Regions from separate parts of the Homo sapiens genome. Here regions 2 and 3 are each linked to region 1. The links are chromatin contacts, found by Hi-C or POLR2A ChIA-PET in ENCODE. All regions are on one chromosome and are shown on one strand. The core of a region is the stretch at or near the end of the contact, and the rest is flanking DNA. Distances in the headings are between cores, read along the strand shown. Region 1 holds the start of DLG5 (discs large MAGUK scaffold protein 5). Region 2 overlaps POLR3A (RNA polymerase III subunit A). Region 3 has its middle 12 kb from the start of RPS24.

Evidence for each region. A loop is a pair of places that touch in the nucleus more often than their neighbours do. ChIA-PET counts read pairs that join two places held with the same protein, here RNA polymerase II (POLR2A). Pooled maps may share reads with other maps.
Region 2: a loop to region 1 is called in a map of gastrocnemius medialis, with 6 times the contacts of the local background. The contact joins the enhancer-like site here to the promoter of DLG5 in region 1. A Hi-C loop is called at or near these places in 3 of 168 maps with a recorded cell type or tissue (adrenal gland, gastrocnemius medialis and psoas muscle) and 2 of 50 pooled maps. POLR2A ChIA-PET finds 5 or more read pairs at or near these places in 6 of 52 experiments (CD8-positive, alpha-beta memory T cell, H1, HEK293 and 2 more).
Region 3: a loop to region 1 is called in a pooled map, with 2.8 times the contacts of the local background. The contact joins the enhancer-like site here to the promoter of DLG5 in region 1. A Hi-C loop is called at or near these places in 7 of 50 pooled maps. POLR2A ChIA-PET finds 5 or more read pairs at or near these places in 5 of 52 experiments (A549, IMR-90, K562 and 2 more).

Annotation. Positions count from the first base shown.
Region 1 is chr10:77,924,437-77,928,349 of GRCh38, forward strand. DLG5 (discs large MAGUK scaffold protein 5) reads right to left here and starts at 2,319. Exons shown (of 32, transcript NM_004747.4): 1 at 1,781-2,319. The coding sequence starts at 2,084. DLG5-AS1 (DLG5 antisense RNA 1) reads left to right here and starts at 2,376. Exons shown (of 1, transcript NR_024585.1): 1 at 2,376-3,913.
Region 2 is chr10:77,998,015-78,001,792 of GRCh38, forward strand. POLR3A (RNA polymerase III subunit A) reads right to left here. Exons shown (of 31, transcript NM_007055.4): 18 at 2,962-3,080; 19 at 1,967-2,104. Among named protein-coding and RNA genes, the nearest start is that of POLR3A, 30 kb to the right of the region's middle. Within about 2 kb of position 2,342, at least 3 of the 41 ENCODE cell types and tissues checked have a DNase peak (open chromatin) inside an H3K27ac peak, as active enhancers do; they include gastrocnemius medialis and psoas muscle, where a contact is called at or near this core.
Region 3 is chr10:78,043,561-78,047,643 of GRCh38, forward strand. It overlaps a transcript of RPS24 not described here. Among named protein-coding and RNA genes, the nearest start is that of RPS24, 12 kb to the left of the region's middle. RefSeq lists an enhancer at 4,010-4,069. Within about 2 kb of position 2,096, at least 2 of the 41 ENCODE cell types and tissues checked have a DNase peak (open chromatin) inside an H3K27ac peak, as active enhancers do; they include OCI-LY7, where a contact is called at or near this core.

The sequences.
Region 1 (3,913 bases), core at 1,069-3,568:
ATCAATTTTCAGAGATTAAGGCGAGCGTTGATTCACATGCTTCCCAACGCAGACTTCCAGTCTGTACTAAGTTCTGTGCTTTACGAAAGACTTTCAGAAACAGATCTTAACTTCTTCATTCAGAGATAGATTAGATAGATACATAGATACAATTAAAAAGAAAAAAATTACTTTGTTGAGATCCCCTCTGTCCTTATCCTCATGGCCACATCTGACAGTCCCTTCCTAGCATCTCCCAAAGCACTATCCCAGGAAAGGACTAGGTTTGCCCAGTAACTCTGACATGACCACAACTGGGGGGAAAGAATGCAGGTTTGAGGGACAGAGATGCAAGTCAGAAGCTCAAAGTGGAGACGGGAGGGCCACCAATGAAATGACCTGCTGTGTGGCCAGCAATTTAGTCTCTCTGTCAGTTTCCTGCAGCTACAAAAATTGAGGTTAAGATGGCCAACGTAAGAGAGCTGTTACCAGGAATGCCTTATAAAATCATTCCCTTAATAAGTGGGGCTTTTAACAGCCAAATAAATGGGTCCCATCAGCCTTTGACCTTCAGGTTGCTAAGGGCAGTTTCTCAGCCCTCTCGGTTCACTTGTTTTTCTTTTATACATATATCCTTATTTATTTTTACTGTACCTATCGATTCACTGTTAAAACAGGGACAAGACCTAGAAAGATGGCACTTTGTTTCCTGGCTCTGAACAAGTTAAATCAAACAATAGGTTATAATTCAAAATTCCTGGTGCCCAATACTTTCTGAGCATTTTAACCACTCCAAGCCAGAGTTTTCTCTCTGGCAAAGAATAACAGAAAGCTCACATAGTGGCAACGACAACTGAACGTGATAAAGCAGAGCGCCTGCCACAACAGTAGATGCCCAATAAATGCTAGTTCTCCTCCTCCCTCAGTGCCATGTCTTCTTCCTCCAGCTGCCTTGTCTAAAAAGGCTGGCTTCCACACTCCACGGCCAGGCCAGGACAAGCCTACCACTTGTCAGAAACTCCCGCCAGTATCCGTTCCTGCACCCAGACACACACTTACAAATCAGTCATCCCCAAGACCAAAGACACAGGGGTTCCAAAAGGCACCCTCAAGGGAACCAGTCACCAGCCTTCCTCGTTAAGCAGCTCTGTGCTCTCAGGGAGAGAACTTAGCCCCAGCAGCCACTACTAGGATTTTCCCATGGTGCAATGCAACTTCCCCAACTTTTCCGGGCCCAGTTTCCAAAGAAACCCAGGCAGGCGTTGTGCACAATCAGCCACCAGTCTGGGAGAGACTGGGCTCTGAGCAGAGAAAAAGGAGCTGGGACAGCCAGAAAATGAAAAAGCAGTTGTGGCCCCGGCACAGGATGGCAGCGACCAAAACTTAAGAGTAGGGGTCCTGGCCCAAGTCCCATTCTTCTGGACGGTACCCTTGGTTAAAGGCTAGCACAGGGTGCCAAAGCTAGCGGACGGTGAGGAGCCTCAGAAAAGGGACTGATGGACATCCTCCGAGGTACCCCCTACCCGCTACTGGACCTGGTGGCCCCCGGGGACCCTGTCGTCGAGGCACCTGAGAGTGAAGGCCTTCAGCGGGGGGCATTGTTCACAGCGAACGGCGGGACTGGGGGAGGCGGCGGGACTTCGGGATCCGCGCACCGCCGCCTCCCCAACTGGGCCAGAGGAGCGAGTCCACCGAGGCCATCGCCAGGTGGAGCGGCGGCCCCGGCGAGGTACCCTCGGCCAGCAGGAGGGAGAAGCGGAGGGCGCGTCCCAGAGGCGGGGGCCAAGGGTCTGCCACTCACCCGCGCCTTCGGCGGGCTGCGGCGGCCCGACGACGCCGTTCAGGTAGAGAATGGGCAGCAGGTGAGGCTGCGTCTTCTCCAGCGCCGCCCGCAGGTCCTGGAAGTGGTCCCGCTCCTTGGCCAAGAGCAGCTTGAGCAGCAGCTCCGCCTTGGCGCCTCCCGCCTCCTCGTCCAGCTGCCGCCGCTCGCCGGGACTGAGCGCTCCCGCGGCCTCGAGCAGCCCGAGCACGGCTTCCACCTCCGTCATGGCCTGGGCCAGGCTCTGCTGACACTGGGCGAGCAGCTCCCGGCGCTGGGGCTCCATGGTGGCGGGCCGCGCCGCCCCGCCCCGCCGGACGCCTCCCGGGCCCCCCGAGGCCGGCGGGCGGGCAGGCGAGCACCTCGGCAGCAGCCCTAGGGCGCCGGGAGCCGTGAGGCGGCGGGAGCCATGGGCCGGGGCCTGGGCGGGCTGGGGGCCCGGGGCGGCGGGCGGCGCTCAGCAGCGGCCGCCTCCCGGGCTCCGGAGCGCAGCCATGTTGGCTGCCGCGGCGGCGGGACTGGAAGAGGAGGAGGAGGAGACGGAGGAGGAGAAGGAGGAGGCGGAGGTGGGGACGGCGGCCGGGGCGCGCCCCGAGGCCGGGCTCCAGCCGGGCATGCTCCCCCTCCCCCTCAGCCTCCGCGCGCGCCGCCCGCCCCGCGAGAAAACTCGCCCCGAAAGCCGGGCCGCGCGCCGCCCCCAGAGCAAGACTACAACTCCCGGGAGAAAGTCGCCTGGGCCGTGTTTCCCAGGCTCCCGACAGCTCCGGCCCGGCTCGGAGGCCGCCTCGGCCCCCGTGCACCCCGGCCCGGCTCACCGGGGCCCCGCGGCCGCCACCCGCTCCCCCGTGGCCACAGCCCCGCCGCCGCCGGCCCGTCCCTCCTCTCTCCCCTCCCCAGGCCGTCCCTCCGGGAGGCGGCAGCAGGGGAGGAGGGGACGGGCGGAGGGGAGGGGTCCCCGGCCCGCCCGCTAGGCGGGGACGCGGCGCCGGCTGGTTCCCGGTCCCCCGAGGCCCAGGCGCAGCCGGGGGTGGGGGACACGGAGTCAGGCCTGGCACGCGGCCAGCCCACAAGCTGCTGGAGACCCCCTCATACAAATCTTGCCCCCAGTCCAGAGGGTCCTAATCTGAGAACTCCAAAATACAGCCTGGAGACAAATGGTGGGGAGGGTTTCCCCTAAATTTGGACATCTCCAGATTAAGACCTCCGCCGAATCCGTGAGGCTTTCCCTCTCCAAGGAGCTCCTAAGAGAATTTCCCAGTAAAATCGCCTCAACTGCGGTAAATAGGCTGTTCCCCGCGCCAGCATTTGAGAAGAGCTGGTCCCCAGAGTGTAAAGGAGTTAGGATGTTGGCAGGAGGAAGGATGTGTCGCCGGATGAGGAAAAGAAAGGTGGGTGTCTGCGGTGCAGTCCTTGGTCTTTCTGGCAAGTGAGGCGCTCTCCCCCTAAATGTCTCAGAGGGAGACAAATCAGCGGACTACCTTGCTTCCTTTGATGACTTGGAAAGGATCTGCAGTCCCCCTTAAAGCCCAAGAATGTCTTCTCTTCCACGACAGCCGTTTGTGGACACATACTGCTTACCTCCCTGACTGCAGGACAAGGTCCTTCAAAGCTGGAACTCTGACTGCGCTCAGTGATCCCGCAGTGCTCCTCTGTAGAGTGGGAACCCAGGTCCATTTCAAATATCTACGTTGGAATGAGTGGATCTCGCTGGGGGTGAGAGGCACTTTGTCTACCCACACTGCCAGTCCCAGCCACATGCCTCCTCCCTTCCCTCAAAAAGCAGTGTCTTCTTAGTCTGCTTCTTCAAGGGGAGAAGTCGTTTTTATTTATGGAAACGAACTCACTATATGGTAGAAAGAACAAGAGTATCAGAATTTGCACTTTGGACTTGGACTCCCCTCTAAGCAGCTGCACAAGGTGGAACAAACCAATAATCCTTGCTGATCTGTTTTGTCCTTAGGAAAAATGGTGGAGGGAGAATATTAGATCAGGGGTTCTTAGCCTTGGCTTCATGAATAAGCTCAAGGATGTCAATGAAGCTTTTGACATGATCTCAACTTTTTTGTGAACATTTATATATTTTTCTGGAATGGGGTCCATAGAGTTACAAGTTCT
Region 2 (3,778 bases), core at 1,092-3,591, 74 kb after region 1:
TGATCTTTGACAAACCTGAGAAAAACAAGCAATGGGGAAAGGATTCCCTATTTAATAAATGGTGCTGGGAAAACTGGGTAGTCATATGTAGAAAGCTGAAACTGGATCCCTTCCTTATACCTTATACAAAAATTAATTCAAGATGGATTAAAGACTTAAATGTTAGACCTAAAACCATAAAAACCATAGAAGAAAACCTAGGCAATAGCATTCAGGACATAGGCATGGGCAAGGACTTCATGTCTAAAACACCAAAAGCAATGGCAACAAAAGCCAAAATTGACAAATGGGATCTAATTAAACTAAAGAGCTTCTGCACAGCAAAAGAAACTACCATCAGAGTGAACAGGCAACCTACAGAATGGGAGAAAATTTTTGCAACCTACTCATCTGACAAAGGGCTAACATCCAGAATCTACAATGAACTCAAACAAATTTACAAGAAAAAAACAAACCCCATCAAAAAGTGGGTGAAGGATATGAACAGACACTTCTCAAAAGAAGACATTTATGCAGCCAAAGGACACATGAAACAATGCTCATCATCACTGGCCATCAGAGAAACGGAAATCAAAACTACAATGAGATACCGTCTCACACCAGTTAGAATGGCGATCATTAAAAAGTCAGGAAACAACAGGAGCTGGAGAGGATGTGGAGAAATAGGAACACTTTTACACTGTTGGTGGGACTGTAAACTAGTTCAACCATTGTGGAAGTCAGTGTGGCGATTCCTCAGGGATCTAGAACTAGAAATACCATTTGATGCAGCAATCCCATTACTGGGTATATACCCAAAGGATTATAAATCATGCTGCTATAAAGACACATGCACATGTATGTTTATAGCGGCACTATTCACAATAGCAAAGACTTGGAACCAACCTAAGTGTCCAACAATGATAGACTGGATTAAGAAAATGTGGCACATACACACCATGGAATACTATGCAGCCATAAAAAATGATGAGTTCACGTCCTTTGTAGGGACATGGATGAAACTGGAAACCATCATTCTCAGCAAACTATCCCAAAGACAAAAAACCAAATGCCGCATGTTCTCACTCATAGGTGGAAATTGAACAATGAGAACACATGGACACAGGAAGGGGAACATCACACACCGGGGACTGTTGTGGGGTAGGGGGAGCGGGGAGGGATAGCATTAGGAGATATACCTAATGCTAAATGAGTTAATGGGTACAGCACACCAACATGGCACATGTATACATATGTAACAAACCTGCACGTTGTGCACATGTACCCTAAACTTAAAAGTATAATAATAATAAAATTAAAAAAATACAGTTAAATTATTGAGTGGAGAGTACAGGGATTGAAAAGACATCTTTTGCCTGTGGTCTTATGGAAGAACACAAGAAGACGTATTTTTCACTCCTCTGCCATTAGGGTACTTTTGTGGTAAAGTTTGAGAAGCACAAATGCTGAGAAGCCTCTAGTTTAGCCCTGTGCCCCAGAGTCTATTATCTCAGAGCTATACACTCTCTGAGGAAATGCTTTCCTTCTAAGCATCCAAGCCCCGCAGCAAGCACTGGAATAGGTCATTAGAGTTAATTAGAATGATATTAATAATGAGTTACATAAATAGTTGCAAAGAGAGAGGCAGAGGCCTTGCAATAACCCTCATTGTCACGTGTTAGTAAAGCGAGGCTTAGTGAGGTTGAATGACATATCCCACAATGTACTTCCATCCATGTTCTCCTCTAACAGCGCTTTGCTATGCGTGGCTCTGGCCTGGTCTTGATCATCATAGGATGATTCGGAACATACTACATTTTTTTTGGTTGTTCATTTCCAGGGCATCTACCTTTCTACATTTTTTCCTTTTAAATTTAACCCAAGACTAGATAAATTACAGCTCATGTGCAAAACGTGTACTCAATAGTCAAAACCCACAGAGCTCTGTCCTGCTCTGTTGCTAATGGCCTACATTTCTTCAGGTTACCTGCATGTATCCCGTTTCAGCTGTCTTTACAGCCGTGTCGACTAGACCTTCCCGGCCGGCCATTGTGTGGAAGAAAAACTCAGTTGGTGTCAAACCGGAATAAAAGCTATTAGCCACAAAGCCTTTGGCAGCTGGGAGCTAAAGAGAGGTAGAAAAAAGAAAAATCAAACAAAAAAAGTTCAAGGCCCACGATTCTGAAATCCACTCAAATCAGAAAATGCCCCACCTTGAGACTATAAATACCTGGCCAGTATATTCTCACTAAATGGCAGGCTTTCTTTGCCCTTTCCTTATGGAGAAATACTTTATACCAGGGACAAGGAGAATGAGGGCCCAGCCAGGGCTGGTGCTGGTGCCAGTGGCAGGCAAGTGGCCCAAGAGAGGGAAACCTAAGATCTGGATGCTCTCCTTAAAATAGGCAAGCAGTCAAGGACCTCAGAGGACACCCTGTGGATGGAGGCTGCCTGCCCATTCCCTGGGAAATGACACCTTCAAGATATCCTTCCTGTGGGCCAGACCTGCCCACCTACAAAACATAACCATGCATTGTCAATGTCTACAGGGTTTCATTCTGGGCACTGAAAATGTTCTAAAAGTAGGTTGTAGTGATGGCTGCACAGCTCTGTGATTAACAGTCACTGAACTGTGTGCCTTACATGGGTAAATTATATATGAAGTATAATTGTAATAATTACATATGAAGTATATATGTATTTAAAGTTTATTTATTTGTAGAGATGGGGTCTCGCTATGTTGGCCAGACGAACTCCTGGCCTCAAGCAATCCTCTTGCCTTGGCCTCCCAAAGTGCTAGAATTTCAGGCATGAGACACTGTGCCCGGCCTGAAGTGTATCTTAATAAAATGGCAAAAAATACATATATAAAACTCCACATGAAATTGGCCAACGGTCTTTGATCTGAATAGGTCTGTGTTCCTTGGAGGAAAGTGTAGATTAAGAGATCTTCACAGTTCTACCTGATCTGCTACTGCTTACCTTTGAGTGTTTTTCAAAATGAGGCAAGGACCTGTTTTCAAAGCCGTCTGGCACTCGAGAGCCACTGATGGCCTGCTGTCCCACACAGGCAATCATCTGTGATATGTTAATGAAGGAACCTGGGGACATGGACCAGAAATGTAACATTCATTTACCAAAATAACACTAATTGAAGTGCATGCAGATTGGAAGGGTAAAACAGGAATAGGCCCTTATGCTCAATGAGGTCATGGTCCTGGAACAGTAGAAGACAGAAATACAATCAAGACAACAAGGAGCTGTCAGGAACCCAAGAAAGGCGGAACGACGGCGAGAGGAGCCAGGAGCATGTGTGGGTTGGAGGAAAGGCTGGGGAAGTGACAGGTGAGTCTTCAAGGAGGCTTCAGCAAGTCCAGGTTGGACTCCTGGAGGACATTATGATTTGGACATAAAGGGAGAGGGGGAGGAATTCCAAAGTGGGTGGGAAAGTAGGAAGCAAAGACAGAGAAATGGAAAAGTGTGGGCTATGTCCTGAGGGTAGGAAGCAGGAGAGCAATGGGGTAAAAGGCAGCAAAGTTAAAGAGACTGGACTTTATCCTGTTTAAAAAAAAAGTGTACAGAAATAGAAGCACAGAGGTTTTGAATTTGAATGCATTATCATAAAACCAAATGCTTTGAGGGCCTCGGTATCTACAAAATAGAAGAATTATGCCACATCATTAAGTACATTAAAAAATCCCTGGCTTTCTTCTGCTTCAACCTGCCTGACCTGCTGGGCTCAAGTGATCCTCCCACCTCAGCCTCCTGATTAGCTGGGACGACAGGCACAAGCCACCAC
Region 3 (4,083 bases), core at 846-3,345, 120 kb after region 1:
ATGGCTAGCCAAATTCCCAATTTACTGACCACCTGCTGTGTCCCTGTTCTGCAAGTTGGGGATAAAGAAGCTGTTCTGTCTTGAAAGCTCTGAGGTAGTTAATGACGATCCCATGATCTGGCTTCTGTTCCTTTCTGTGAAGTAGCAGATAGTGTATGACTGTGACGTGATAGAAATTGAGAGCCAAGAAGATCAGTGCAGGGAGGCTGGGTCTTGGAAGGCTTCCAGGAGACATACAGCAGTCCCCACCTATCTAGTTTCAGTTGCTGTCGGTCAACTGCAGTCTGGAAAATTATCATGGCTAAATGGTCTGGGATCACCCAAAAGTGATGATCCTCTTGAAGTGTCATCAGAAGGTCAATAGTAGCCTAACACGTCACCATGCCTACGTCATTTACCTCCCTCTCCCTTCCACATAGGCATTTTATCTCCCATCAAGAATGTGAATACATGTACGTATTCAGAGGAAAAGAGTTCATGCAGCCTACTACAGTATAATTATTAATATCTTACTCCCTAAATTATGAACTTTAATTATGTATATATAGCAACAAACTTGGTGTAGATAGGGTTTGCGGTTTCAGGCATCCACTGGGGGTCTAAGAACGTTTGCCCCATGGATAAGGGAGGATTACTGTAACACCAGCAGTGGCAAGAGACATGATCTGATTTGGATGCACAGGAGAAAGTTCTCATTTGAGGCCATGAAAAATAGGAAAGAAAGCAGGGAGATGGGAGCAGGCAGTGTGGGACAAGGTGAGACCAGTCATTCTGCAAGGGGAAGAGAGGATGACACTGGGGAGGTGGGAGCAGAGTGGGTAGGTAGGCATTCTCTTGAATCAACAAGATGGAAGGCCCTACATGACTGATGCCTTTGAGCAGAGTTTTGCACAATGCATTTCTGGTGGGAGATACTCCATTTCAAAAATAGTCTTCAGGTTGGCTGCTAGAGCACAGAAGTATGACACCTGACTCATTTGTGCTGGCAGAGAGGCTCTCCTGGGTTTTAGAGCTTTGTGAACACACCTCCATACATTAATCCAACTGTCCTTCCCCATCCACTCACCCTTGAACTTCCCGCATGCCAGATGTTGAGGGGAGGCAGAAATGAGACCTGCCTCCCAGTGCCCACAGTCTGGATGAGAGGGTACAGGTGAGGTCCTGGTAAGAAACGAAGCTGGAGAGGTCAGCGGAGAATAAATCAGGGAGGATCTTGTATGCCAAGCTAAGGATTTCACTTGTTCAGTGTTTTGGTTAAAGAAAATAAAACGTTGGAGAATTAGATGTTCTGCAGTGGATTGTGTGTTCTTTTCACATGCCGAGTTCCTCCACACAGGAAATACTTTGGCAACGCTCTGGCTGCTCATCATGCATATTGGAGAGGGAATTTATGTAGAAGGTTATGGGTCGATGAGATGGCATCCAAGTATTTATCGTATTTTTTTGAGATGGAGTTTCACTCTTGTTGCCCCGGCTGGAGTGCAATGGCACGACCTCAGCTCACTGCAACCTCCGCCTCCTGGGTTCAAGCAATTCTCTGCCTCAGCTTCCCGAGTAGCTGGGATTACAGGCATGTGCCACCATACCTGGCTAATTTTGTATTTTGTAGTAGAGACGGAGTTTTTCCATGTTGGTCAGGCTGGTCTTGAACTCCTGACCTCAGGTGATCTGCCCACCCCGCCTCCCAAAGTGCTGGGATTACCGTCGTGAGGCACCGCGCCTGGCCCCAAGTATTAATAACTCGGAAAAAGGGACCAGATCAGGAATCAGGAGTCACAGTTCCTGATCTCCACTCAGCTTACAATCAGCTGGGGCCATGGATGGGCAAAAGACTTCCCTTTTCTGGGCTTCTATTTCCCTCCCTGTGTCTGTCTGCTATCCGGGCTAGATGAGTAATTCCGAAACCTGGCAGGTGGGGGCTTTCTTTTTTTCTTTTTGTGAGATGGAGTGTTGCTTTGTCACCCAGGCTGGGGTGCAGTGGCACTGTTTTGGCTCACTGCAACCTCTGCCTCCTGAGTTCAAGCGATTCTCCTGCCTCAGTCTTCTGAGTAGCTGGAACTACAGGCGCCTGCCACCATGCTTGGGTAATTTTTTGTATTTTTAGTAGAGATGGGGTTTCACCATGTTGGCCAGGCTGGGGGCTTGTTAAAAATACAAATGCTGGCTGGGTGTGGTGGCTTATACCTGTAATCCCGGCACTTTGGGAGGCTGAGGCGGGTGGATCACTTGACGTCAGGAGTTCGAGACCAGCCTGGCCAACATGGTGAAACATCTCTACTAAAAATACAAAAATTAGCTGGGCGTGGTGGTGCGTGCCTGTAATCTCAATTACTCAGGAGGTGGAGGCACGAGAATTGCTTGAACCCAGGAGGCGGAGGTTGCAGTGAGCCGAGACCATGCCACTGCACTCCAGCCTGGGTGACAGAGCGAGGCTCTGTCTCAAAAACAACAAATGCCCAGCCTCTTGCCCCAGTTTTCAGAGTTAGTAGATCTGGGTAGCGCCCAAGCACCTGATGTTTTAATAGCTTCCCAGGTGAGGCTGCTTCAGGAAACTGGACTGAAGCTTCCCAGGTGAGCTCAGGCTTGGGAAGCTGGACTGAAGTTTCTCTAAGATCCGTTCTGCCTCTGAGAATTCTGTCTCTAATGGGAATACTGTCTCTGCCCTCAAGAAGCTGGCAGATGAACAGTAATACTATTGCTAATTAATGACCACAGAATAGCTAACATTTATTGTTTACCATGTGCCAGGTACTGAGCTAAGTCTTGCACAAATTATCTCATTTACCTTTTTTTTTTTTTTTTTTTGAGAATGAGTCTCGCTCTGTCACCCAGGCTGGAGCTCTGGATTGCACCAGTGGCGCAATCTCAGCTCACTGCAACCTCCACCTTCTGGGTTCAAGTGATTCTCCTGCCTCAGCCTCCATAGTAGCTGGGATTACAGGTGTGTACCACCACACCTGGCTAATTTTTGTATAGTAGAGACAGGGTTTCTCCATGTTGGCCAGGCTGGTCTTGAACTCCAGACCTCAGGTGACCCACCTGCCTCAGCCTCCCAAAGTGCTGGGATTACAGGCATGATCCACTGCACCTGGCCTCATTTACCTGCACTCGGAGGGAAGTACTATTACCCCCATTTTATAGATGAGGAAATTGAGGCTCAAAGAGGTTAAGGAACTTGGTTAAAGTTACACAACTATGGCATCCTATGATAAGCCTGGGGGCATTTGTGGAACATCTTGCCAAGGAGCTAGAAATGGTCCTGAGCCTTAAATGGGTGGAGGTGATTAGCTGAGGCAGCGATTCTCCAGGTGTGGTCCTGGACAGCAGCAGCAGTGTCACCAGGGAACTTGCTAGAAATTCAATTTCTTGGGCTCCACCCTAGAATTACTGAATCAGAAGCTGTGGGTGGGGCCAGGTAACCTGTTTTTTTTTTTGAGTTGCCCAGGCTGGAGTGCAGTGGCGTGATCTTGCTTCACTGCAACCTCCGCCTCCTGGGTGCGATTCTCCACCTCAGCTTCCTGAGTAGCTGGGACTACTGGTGCCTGCCACCACGCCTGGCTAATTTTTTTTTTTTTTGTACTTTTTAGTAGAGATGGGATTTCACCATGTTGGTCTGGCTGGTCTTGAACTCCTGACGTCAGGTGATCCGCTGGCCTCGGCCTCCAAAAGTGCTGGGATTATAGGTGTGAGCCACCGCGTCCAGCCAGAACCTGTGTTTTGATAAGCTCTCCAGGTGATTCAGATGCATGCTAAAGTTTGAGAACCACTGAGCTTAGGGAAGGGGAGGATATTCCAGAGGGGGACAGCTGTGGAGACCCGGTAGGACAGTGCTGTAGACTGCCCCATCCCTGCCTTTTCACTTGGTGAAATAAAGACGTGTGATGCACTATGCAGACTCCCACAAGGGGGCACTGTGGGCACAGACGTGGAAGCGGTCTGCTTTGTTGTCAAGACCGCTACCCTTGTGGAAGCATGAAAAAAGCTTGATGCCAGATCAACTGGAGAGGTCACTCTTTCTTCTCAGAGAAGGTCTAATGGGGGTGGTAATCTTGTTTATAGGATTCGGCCCTCGTAGGGAAGCTG